Linked DNA regions of Homo sapiens: region 2 is linked to region 1. A link is an interaction called in ENCODE POLR2A ChIA-PET data of the cell type or tissue named here. Cell type or tissue: OCI-LY7. All regions are shown on one strand. Links, peaks and the distances in the headings refer to the core of each region. The heading gives the core; the rest is flanking DNA.

Evidence for each region. ChIA-PET counts read pairs that join two places held together with the same protein. Peaks named below come from ENCODE experiments on the same cell type or tissue, not always from the same donor. Only the 100,000 strongest peaks of a DNase experiment are listed, where the experiment ranks them.
Region 2: POLR2A ChIA-PET joins it to region 1 with 5 read pairs; 20 of 35 experiments call an interaction of 5 or more read pairs at or near these places.

Annotation. Positions count from the first base shown.
Region 1 is chr7:24,823,514-24,826,013 of GRCh38, reverse strand. The region is part of intron 16 of OSBPL3 (oxysterol binding protein like 3); the gene reads left to right. Among named protein-coding and RNA genes, the nearest start is that of GSDME, 67 kb to the right of the region's middle. In OCI-LY7, for the core only: no CTCF peak of the experiment used is centred there; no DNase peak of the experiment used is centred there; H3K27ac peaks cover 1,097 bases.
Region 2 is chr7:25,114,186-25,122,772 of GRCh38, reverse strand. CYCS (cytochrome c, somatic) reads left to right here. Exons shown (of 3, transcript NM_018947.6): 3 at 1-4,117. Among named protein-coding and RNA genes, the nearest start is that of CYCS, 6.8 kb to the left of the region's middle. RefSeq lists enhancers at 4,723-4,992, 5,043-5,092, 5,243-5,312. In OCI-LY7, for the core only: no CTCF peak of the experiment used is centred there; a DNase peak (open chromatin) is centred at 4,842; H3K4me3 peaks cover 544 bases; H3K27ac peaks cover 1,092 bases.

The DNA.
Region 1 (2,500 bases), core at 1-2,500:
AGGATATGCAATTAAGCTACAGTCTAAAAGTAGCTTTTCCTAATTACATGAAACTTTAGTTGTCCAGATCATTGTTCATTTTAACCATTTACCCACCCACCTGCATACCCTTGACAGTGTCAGAAAAGCTGAGTGCAGTTATTAAAAGTTACTAAAATGTAAGAGATTGAAATGAAGATCTTTTCTTTTGCTCTACAGGCTCAGCCTTTCTTCCTTTTCTGTTATTTATTGGAGGACTCTGAGTCCATACATTCTTGGACAGGCTTATACTTGCCACACCCATCACTTCCTCCTTGCACACTCATGTCACCTCTGCATAGTCCTTGTATCTACTAGTTAGCAGAGTTATTTATTACTGATTAAATAAGTAAAGATACTGTCAAAGGGTAAATTCTTAAAGACACTCAAAGGGTAAATTCAAGCCGTTCAAATAAAACCAGCAATAAATCAAATATGAGACAACTAAACCATTGCTTTGTGGTTTTCTCCATTTCTAGGTCAAGTCAGCACTTAATGTGTTTTTGTTTTTTAATTTTTTGCAAGAGGCCATGTGTTTATGAGATAAGTGATTCACTCTGAACATGGGAGAAGGGAAAATAATTGGCATCTGCATTCTCCCCAAAATCAGGCCAGAATTCTTGGCATCATCCTTAATAGCTCTTTCTCTCATCATTCACATCCTCTCATCAGCAAATCCTGGGGTCTCCCTTCAGAAGCCTTCCTTCTACAGCCAGCCATTTTCACTTTCTCTCCCATGTGATGCTGGTCACCTAGCTCAGGCCACTAAAATCAATGACTGGGATTATTGCAGTAGGACTCACTACTGGTCTCCTGTTTCCAGAGCCAGTTAATTCCTTATCCAGCAGCCCCAGTGACTGCTTAAAACAGAAGCAGCAGCTGCTCTAAATCCTCCACCAACTTCCCAAGTCACTTGGAATAAAATCCAAAGTCCTGGCCATGGTCCACAACGCCCTCGAAAATCTCACCCTCAGACACTTCTCCTACTTACCCCACCTCCTCATTTAGCTCTGCCAGACTGGCCTTGCTTCTTCTGCTTCATACCAAGCATTTTCCAGCCATTGGCCTTTGCTGTGTCCCCTGCCTGGGACGTGCTTCTCTCAGATATCTGCATGGTTAACTTCCGAACTTCTCTCAGCCCCACAGGTTTCCATTATTAGAGTCCTGCCCCACCACCCTGTCTGACCAGCACTCCTACTCACTGTCCCCACATCCTCATGCCCTGCTTTATTTTCCTTAACACAATTTCTACTGACAAATTATGTGCTTCTTATGTGTCGTTTGTCTTACCCACTTCCATACTAAAATATAAATTCCATCAGGGTAAGAATTTTTACCCTTGGTGACTAGGACGGTGCCTGACACATCACAGGCAATCAATAAGTACTTGATGAGTGACCTGGAAAGAATGGCCACTTGGTCCCCTCTCTGGATGACTTCTTCACCTGGCACTTGCCCTCTTTTTCGTTATTGCCCTGTATTGCTGCAGGGAAATCAGGACCTAGGAGGACTGGATAGTTATGCCTTGGAGCAGTTGCAGGGGAGAACTGATGTACTGAAGGGCTACTTTTCTAAATCTGAAAAATAAAAACTTACAAAGTACAAAAATACTGAAAATACCTCCTTTTCCTATCTGCTTCTCCCCTGACCTCTTATATAAAGTGCATTCAAAGCATAAATTAAAAATGATTAGGTCAAGGTAAAGAAAGGCCTCAGATATATAAATAAATTATAAATTACCAGAATTCTTAACTGCCAGGGGAACTGTATTGGGGCTTGTAGAAAGAAAGATAGATACATGTGTTACCATATAAATACTTGCGTAATAAAAACCATGTGTACTAATTTCTTGAATGCTTGGGCATCCTTACCAATCAAGAATTGCTCTTCTTTGATTGGAGAGGACGTGATAGGGAAGAATGCTTAAAAAAAAAGTCTAAATTGGGTTTATTCAACAGGCTAACAGACAGCATCTCCTTCCAGGGCTGGGTCAATTCAGACAAATGCATTTACTGCCCTTTTTGCCTGAATTAAAATGTAAGGAGAATACAGACTCAACCAAAATCCTGCAATAACAAAGACAGGTTAGATTCTGCTCATTATTCTCTACTCTAATAGATTTTAGAAAGATTGCCATCAACAAAGATTAAGTGATTAACTGTGAATTACCTTTTTCCATGGGCATTGAAGTTAATCAAAGCCTTTGTATAATTTTTTCAAGTTGGCCAGCATCCGCCACCACCTTTGATGCTAAGATTCGAAGAAGACATTAACAGCAGATGTTAGAATCAGAGCATTTTGAAGCCAAGAGGGATCCTCACACCTCATTTTACAAAGAAATATGCGAGACTGAGGTTGGAAAGGTCAAATTCAAAAGTTTTTTTTCTCTAAATGTCCATGAGAAGGAACCTTAATGATGTGTCCTGGCTTTGGGGAGGGACACGAGCCCTGGATCTGGAAGAGGATGACATAGGTTTGGAGT
Region 2 (8,587 bases), core at 3,784-6,283, 290 kb before region 1:
AGTGCAGGAGCCCTAAATGTCAGTGCAGCAGCCCTAAATGTCAGTGCAGCAGTGTTAACCAGTCATGGTGCTAGATTGTTTACTTGGTTTTCTAGGACTGCCTCAACTAGAATAACACTTCACTAATTGACTCTTAGTTTCTTTGCTCAGATTGAGAACTGCAGCATTTATGCCAGACATGGACAGAGGAATGCCTGTGGTCATAGTTTTGTGATGTGTAACAGTGTATAATTACATACTGAATTATTTCATGCATAGTCTGTGCCATACACATTTAGAGTAGTCCTTGGAGATTTTATGGAGATGGTGAGCACAAGGTAAGTCATAAAGAATAATGAGAAAATAAATCTATGCTGGTGCAGCTGAGAACTGTATCTTTGTGGGACAGTGAGAAGACTGAGAAGATGTGAATCCATGGTCTCAAAGGTGATAGGGACGATTAGATAGGTGTTTTAAGGCCTGAAAGCAATTTATAACATATGAGTCTTATTTTTATTTATAGAAATGTGGAAAGCTTGCTGTAATTCATATTTGAAGTCCTAGTCTGAGTTCTGGTGGGGAATTTAAAAATGCATCCTGGAAATCCTTTAAAGATTTCAGACTTTGAAAGGCCTTGTAGCAGAGGACTTGGTGACTGTATAAAGTTAGTGGTATTCAGGGACAGTGTAGCAAGTAGCTTACAAGGGGACAATTCTGGACTAATGAGAAAGACCTGAAGTGAAGGCTAGAGAGTTGATTTTTTTTTTTTTTGGCATCCTGGAAATGATACAGGAAACATATTAAGATAGATACAGAAATGTGTTCAACCTTCCATCTTGGCTAGTTGTGGCGTTTAGTTTGTTTTTTGAGACATGGTCACGCTGTGTCGCCAAGGCTGGAGTGCAGTGGTGCGATCTCGGCTGGCTGCAACCTCTATTTCCCAGGCTCAAGCGATTCTCTCACTTCAGCTTCCCAAGTAGCTGGGACTACAGGTGTTCGCCACCATGCCCAGCTAATTTTTTTGTAGAGATGGAGTTTTGCCATGTGGTCCCAGGCTGGTCTCAAACTCCTGAGCTCAAGCAATCCGTCCACTTGCCTTGGCTCCCCAAAGTGCTGGGATTACAGGCGTGAGCCACCAGGCCCTGCCTGGTTTTCAAATTCAGAAATCTTATTATTTAACCCAGAAGTAATCAGCCCAGTAGTAACTTAGGTTTAATTTTTTTTCAGGTTTAAAATTTTTCTCATTTATTTTTTCTGAGACGGAGTTTCGCCCTTTTCGCCCAGGCTGAGTACAGTGGTGCAATCTCACTGCAACCTCCGCCTTCCAGTTGCAAGTGATTCTCCTGCCTCAGCCTCCTGAGTAGCTGGGATTACAGGCACCCGCCACCACGCCTGGCTAATTTTTGTATTTTTAGTGGAGATGGTGTTTCACCATGTTGGCCAGACTGGTCTTGGACTCCTGACCTCGTGATCCACCCACCTTGGCCTCCCAAAGTTCTAGGATTACAGGTGTGAGCCACCACGTCCGGCCAATTTTTCTCATTTCTATGCCTCCTATATTAAGGTCTGTGTTGGCACAGATGAGTAACTGCCATGTTCTAGGTCAGTTATACCCAAGCACTTCTGGTGGTTTAAAATGTGATTCTGTAACTTTTTTATTTTTATTTTTTTGAGATAATTTCACTCTTGTTGCCCAGGCTGGAGTGCAATGGCGTGATCGCTGCTCACCGCAACCTCCGCCTTCCAGGTTCAAGCGATTCTCCTGACTCAGCCTCTCAAGTAGCTGGGATTACAAGCATGCGCCACCATGCCCAGCTTATTTTGTGTTTTTAGTAGAGACAGGGTTTCTCCATGCTGGACAGGCTGGTCTTGAACTCCCGACGTCAGGTGATCTACCTGCCTCGGCCTCCCAAAGTGCTGGGATTACAGGCGTGAGCCACCACGCCTGGCCAATTATGTAATTTTTTAAAAAGGACATTTCTATCAGGGATATATACCTTCAGAAATAAGGAAATAGGGGAAAAAAAGAGCACTATAAACCACATGTTTTCATTTCTAGTGCTTCGCTGTAAGTGGCTAGGTTGGTAGAATCAAAAACAAGGGCCAGATGTATTTAAGGGGTATTCAGATGCCACCTACATGCTTATTTTGTCTAGAACAGTGCTGTCTAATAGAACTTTCTGTGACGATGGATATTTTGTAGACTTTTGCTGTCCAGTGTGGTAGCCACTAACCACATGTGGCTGTTAAGCCCTTGAAATATAGCTAGTGTGACTAGAAAGTATTTTATTTTAAATTTACATAGGCACAAGTGGCTAGTGGCTACTGTATTGACATTCTGGGTCTAGGACTAGAACCAGTGGTCTGTAACAAAAGTACTTTCTCTTTACTCTATTAAATCTAGAATTAGCCGGGCATGGTCGCTCATGCCTGTAATCCCAGCACTTTGGGAGGCCAAGGCAGGCAGATCACTTGAGGTCAGGCGTTTGAGACCAGCCTGGTCAACATGGCGAAACCCTGTCTCTACAAAAAACATAAAAATTAGCCAGGTGTGGTGGTGGGCACCTGTAATCTCAGCTACTTGGGAGGCTGAGGCACAAGAATCACTTGAACTTGGGAGGTGGAGGTTGCAGTGAGCCAAGATTGTGCCACTGCACTCAAGCCTGGGTGACGAGTGAAACTGTCTCCAAAAAAAAAAAAAAATCTAGAATTCTTGGAAGTACATTATATTGCCCTTCAGAATAGATTCCAGTTCCTGTTGTGCTCACCTTTATAATTTTACCATAAGTTTTACCTATTCGTAAGTTGGCAGTTTTAGATAGATAACATTCTGGTGGTAGCTAGGGATTTACCTTTTGTCATCCTTTTCCTGCACTTCTCTTGAATTCCTTTATAGATGTACAGTTTTGCTTTAACCACTGAAGATTGCTGTAAATTATAAAGGGTGTGATAGAATCCACATGGCTGTCAAGAAGGAGATCTTACCAAGGACAGTTGACTGACTAGTCTCAGATTGTTTCATATCATTTATACTTGGGTAAGAGTAAACTAGATAACTGGGCGTCGTGGTGCACACCTGTAGTCCCAGCCACTCTGAGGCAGGAGGACTGCTTGTGCCCAGAAGTTCGAGGCTGCAGTGTAGCTGTGATTGTGCTACTGCACTCCAGCCTGGGCAACAGATAAAGGAAACTCCATCTCTTTTAAAAAAAAAAAAAGTGGTCTGGGTGCAGTAGGTCATGCCTGCAATCCCAGCACTTTGGGAGGCCAAGGCAGGCAGATCACCTGAGGTCAGGAGCTTGAGACCAGCCTGGCCAACATGGTGAAACCCCATCTCTACCAAAAATATAAAAACTAGCTGGGCGTGGTGGCGGCACCTGTAATTGCAGCTATTTGAGAGGCTGAGGCAGGAGAATCGCTTGAACCTGGGAGATGGGGGTTGCAGTGAGCCAAGACCGCCCCATCGCACTCCAGCCTGGGCAACAATAGTGAAACTCCGTCTCAAAAAGAAAAAAAGTTTCCTTAGAATGGAAAATATTCATTCATGAGCTCTTTTGGCAATCCGTCATCAGTATATTCTGAAAACCAATAAGATGTTGCCAAGTTGGGGGCGAGAGCTATGTAATGCAAGGCATATGCCTGATGAAGTATACAAATACACCTGACCAGAAACTTTGTCTCCCACATAAGTCTCTTCTAGGCACTGTCGGGGTACATACTGAGCTGCTGCTTTGGCTGTATTTTCTGTGCCTCAGAATAACCATTGTCCTGGTGTTCATATCCTTAGAGTTCAGTACAAAATGTTGGATATCCATTTAATAGGTTCCAGGTTATCTTAGTTGGAGTTTGGGGTATTTGAAAACGTCATGCCTTCAGGCTATCATTTCCCTCAGAAAGCTAAGTAAATTTACTGCATTCATTTCTCAAAGAGTAAAAGTGCAGGTTGTATGTGTCTATGAACATTTAAACATGTTAAAATGTTAAATTTAACATTTTAAATTTAAACATTTAAATATGTCTGTAACTTGAACAGTGTAGTTTCAGAAAGGACCACTGGGCTAGTGTAATGCAGAAAATGCTGGGTCTAGGATTAGGAGAAAATTGTGTTTAGTGTGTATCAATAAACAGCCCGTGGACCCAATCTGACCAGATGCCTGTTTTTGTAAAGAGAACTTTATTGGGCTTGGTGCAGTGGCTTATGCCTGTAATCCCAGCACTTTGGGAGGACAGGGCAGATGGATCACAAGGTCAGGAGTTTGAGACCAGCCTGACCAACATGGTGAAAGCCCGTCTCTACTAAAATACAAAAATTACCTAGGGGTGGGGGGCGGTGGGCACCTGAAATCCAGCTACTCGGAGGCTGAGGCAGGAGAATCGCTTCAACCTGAGAGGCAGAGGTTGCAGTGAGCCAAGATCACACCACTGCACTCCAGCTTGGGCAACAGAGCAAGACTCCGTCTCAAGAAAAAAAACTTTATTGGATCACAGTCACATTCGTTAGTGTATTGTTTAGGGCTGCTTTGGGCTACAACATTAGAGGTTAGTGGTTGTGACAAAGCCTAAAATATTTAGTGTGGCATTTTACAGAGTTTCTCAGTTCTGTGTTTAGAGCTTTGCTTTATCAATCTGATTAACACAACGTTGTATTTGTGGAGAATGGGAATAAGCACCTCAAAAGATTCACTGAATGATGTGTGAATGCCTGTAACTGGCAAGCACAGAAAAATTTGTTCATATCTATGTCAAATTCCTTGAAAGTCACATAGTGAAAAGTCACTACTTCCAAGGTTAGCAAGAACCTATTTGTCGATATTTTCTATTCTCAATTGACTCAATCTGTGTGACATCTGACACACTTGACTGCTCTTATTTTCTCACTTCCCTCAGTTTGTTAGTTTCACATTCACATAGAATGAAACAGACATAAACATCGTTATGTATGTGTAGCTGTAATAATCTCTTGATAACCCACATACTTCAGCATGACGTTTTGCCCAAATTCTAGTCCCTGAACTTAAATTGCTTTGTAGTTATAAAGTGCGTTCATATCTCAATTCATCCTCAGCACCTCAAAAGGCACTGGGGACAGGCTCAGAGGTTGTTACTGCTAAAGGTCACACAGATACACTTCCTCGTTAGCAGTACCACATGTACTGACACCAACCCTTCCTCCGTGCCTTCTAAAACGCCACATAAACTGGGTCATCTCTTTTAGCCTCTTTACAGAATGTACACACTTTGTTAATAGAAACAGGGCTTTCTCCAGGCCCATGAACTTCTCAGCCCTCACAAATAGAGACTGCTTCCACACAGTCCACAAAAGAGGCCATGTAGTCTTGGCATCTTCCAAATCATCACTCTTCTCTCACAGGCAGAGCTACTTGTGTGAGGTTTCTGACATCTGCATGGACCTTTGGACCTTTTGCTGTCATCTGTGTACTTCTAGACCATTACTCACTGGGCACTTCACCTGGCTTATGATCTCTACTGCAACCCTTTTTTATTTTTAAAAGTTATCCTGGTAATAGCTGTATACATTCAAAGAACCTATCCTTAATGCCACTGTAGCCTCAATTTTTTACTTGATTTTAACTCTTCTGAGGGCTTTCCCATCATTATAATTTAGACTTATCAGTACTCCAGAACTACTCCACCTCTGAAATTAGAAATCCCAATACACCAGTCTTTGATCACAAGCTCATATTGTTCCTTGTCTCTCATTCTTATTTCTGTTGTATCTCCTTGAACTCACCAAAACCCCTAGGTCCCGATCATACTCTTCAGCCTCCCTTCCTCGGCCAGCCTCTCAGTGTATCTCTTCCATCACTGCATTGCCTACATCCTCTACCTTTGTCACTTGTATTTCCTTTTGTGGCATCTGTCCTGCAAACAGCCTGAGAACAGCCCAGCAATCTTTGCTTCCATACCTGATCTGAACACCGTAGGAGAAAATCACACTGCTGTCCGTCAGCACCACTGTAAACTTAACCGTCTCTGATTCAGCTGAACCAGCAGAAACCTTGCGCAGCTGTCCTTTTATGTATCCATTCTTATCCCAGTCTTCATTGTTATTTTAGATGTTCATCATGCTCCTCATGATTCTTATCCCCACTGCCTTTCTTATAGCAGATGGCCTTGCCTCCCATTTCAGATATGAATTATTTACTTCCTGACTACGAGGAAGGTTTCTGCTGTACCCCATCCTTCACTTTGAATGTTGTTCTTAATTCAGATATGTTTCAGAATGGTCAATCACATCAGAACAGTCGCTCTACATATTACACCCCAACATGGTCATTCTAACACCCATTCTCAACCCCCTTGTCCTCTGCCTCCCTCTCCCATAAAAGTTGGAAGGACTACATGTCTACTTTCTTTTTAGCCCAGGAACTTTGCATGGGAAGCCACATTTAAACAATATAAATTCTGGAAATTAATATTTTCTAATTCAGTTTAACAAAATTATAGTTGTCTCTACCTGAATTGGGCATGTGTAGTGCGTCCAGACCAAGAGATGATACATCTTTGCAATTTGGGGATAGCAGGAGAAATCTGTAGATTTTCTAAGTCACCTGCACTGAGTTGGGGCATGTTGTGTTGTCAGTAAGATGAAAACTTCTATACTTGTTTACTGGTGAATGGTAGAGGAAGACAGCCCAAGGATCTGAGACCTCCACTGACACTGCATAATGGAACCTTAGGCACATTAACCTCTCTGTATTTTAGTTTCCTCATCTGTAAACTGGCACTAATTATTTTAGCCCTTAGGGTGGTTTTAAGGATTAAACAAGAGAATGTACTTGGCATGTTGCCTGGCAGTCAGTAAACATTCAAAGATTAGCTATTCTTGAACTAGATGGGCAACAATTTATCAAATTGTTTAACAATTGGACATATTGCCTGGGAGAGAGGGTGCTCACTGAGATGATTCTTCCAAGTGAAGTGAACAGGATGGTTTAGTGGGAGAGAAGTGCCTGGAATTAGGGATTTGTATTCCTGACTCTGGCCCTTAATTCTAACCATTGACTCATCAAGTGATGTCTCATACACTTTTAGTGACCTGGACCAAGAATCAATTAAGTTCAACCTCCACCAACTTCATTTACCTTGAAAGCTTTTCTAAGGGGGGGGTCCAAGGCTTGTAGTCAAATGTATGTATACACTGATATGTATACATTCTCATCTTCTAAGTGTGCCTAGTTTCTCTAGTAATCTACGAAAGGCATAGTTTTTAATATCCCATTTACTGGTATAATGCCAGCGCTAGTCAATTTCTCCTGAATCTTAAAATCAACATGAAGAGAAACAAATTGAGTTGGGAATATGTGCATTAGAGGCAGCTTAGAGTGGGAAATGTTTAGGTGGTTGGCTGCAACCCTCCACTGTTCCATCTCCCAGGAGGATTTATTAGGATGTTCCATCCAGGTCATAGCAGGTTGCCACCTGGAGGGCCCTTACCTATGAAGAACTAGTGGTTCTGCCTCTCGTCCTGTCACAATGCCTTGCTAACTTGTGTTTAGCAATGTTCAGTAGTTACCTTGTTAGAGTTTTGATTCTGGAACATTAGCACTTCCTATAATTTTTTTTTTTTTTTTTTTTGAGATGGAGTCTTGCCCTGTTGCCCAGGCTAGGGTGCAGTGGTGCAATCTCAGCTCACTGCAACCTCCACCTCCTGGGTTCAAGCGATTCTCCTGTCTCAGCCTCCCAAGTAGCTGGGATTACAGGCACACCACCATGCCTGGCTAATTTTTGTATTTTTAGTAGAGATGGAGTTTCGCCATGTTGGCCAGGCTGGTCTTGAACTCCTGACCTCAGGTGATCCACCTGCCTTGGCGTCCCAAAGTGCTGGGATTACAAGTGTGAGCCACTGCTCCTGGCCCCTCCTGTAATTCTTTTTTTCTTTTTCTTTTTTTTTTTTTTTTTTTTTTTTTTTTGAGACAGAGTCTCGCTCTTTTCGCCCAGGCTGGACTGCAGTGGCGCTATCTCGGCTCACTGCAAGCTCCGCCTCCCGGGTTCACGCCATTCTCCTGCCTCAGCCTCCCAAGTAGCTGGGACTACAGGTGCCTGCCACCATGCCCGGCTAATTTTTTGTATTTTTAGTAGAGATGGGGTTTCACCGTGTTAGCCAGGATGGTCTCGATCTCCTGACCTCGTGATCCTCCCGCCTCGGCCTCCCGAAGTGCTGGGATTACAGGCATGAGCCACCGCACCTGGGCACCTCCTATAATTCTTGAATGGGGCATATGTGATGGTGATAACAAAAAATCACTGTGCTAGCCGGACAAACACTGTATGTTGAGTACAAAGGTTAGAGTTGGTATAGGAAGAGACCTATGGGAGAGATTTTTAATTTATGAGTCTCCTGAGTTAGACTAGGTTAAGATATTTAAAAAACCAGTGCTTAGTGGGAAGTGACAGGGCCAGCCCATTTCACCCCCTCCTAACCTGGTATGTCTCAAAATAAGAATGAAGGAGGGTTTTTTGTGCGGTACCTCAAGGTCAGGGAAAGATTCATTTAGGCTGAGCATGGTGGCTTATGCCTGTAATCCCAATGCTATGGGCTGAAAAAGAAGGATTACTTGAGGCAGGAGTTTGAGACAAGCCTGGACAA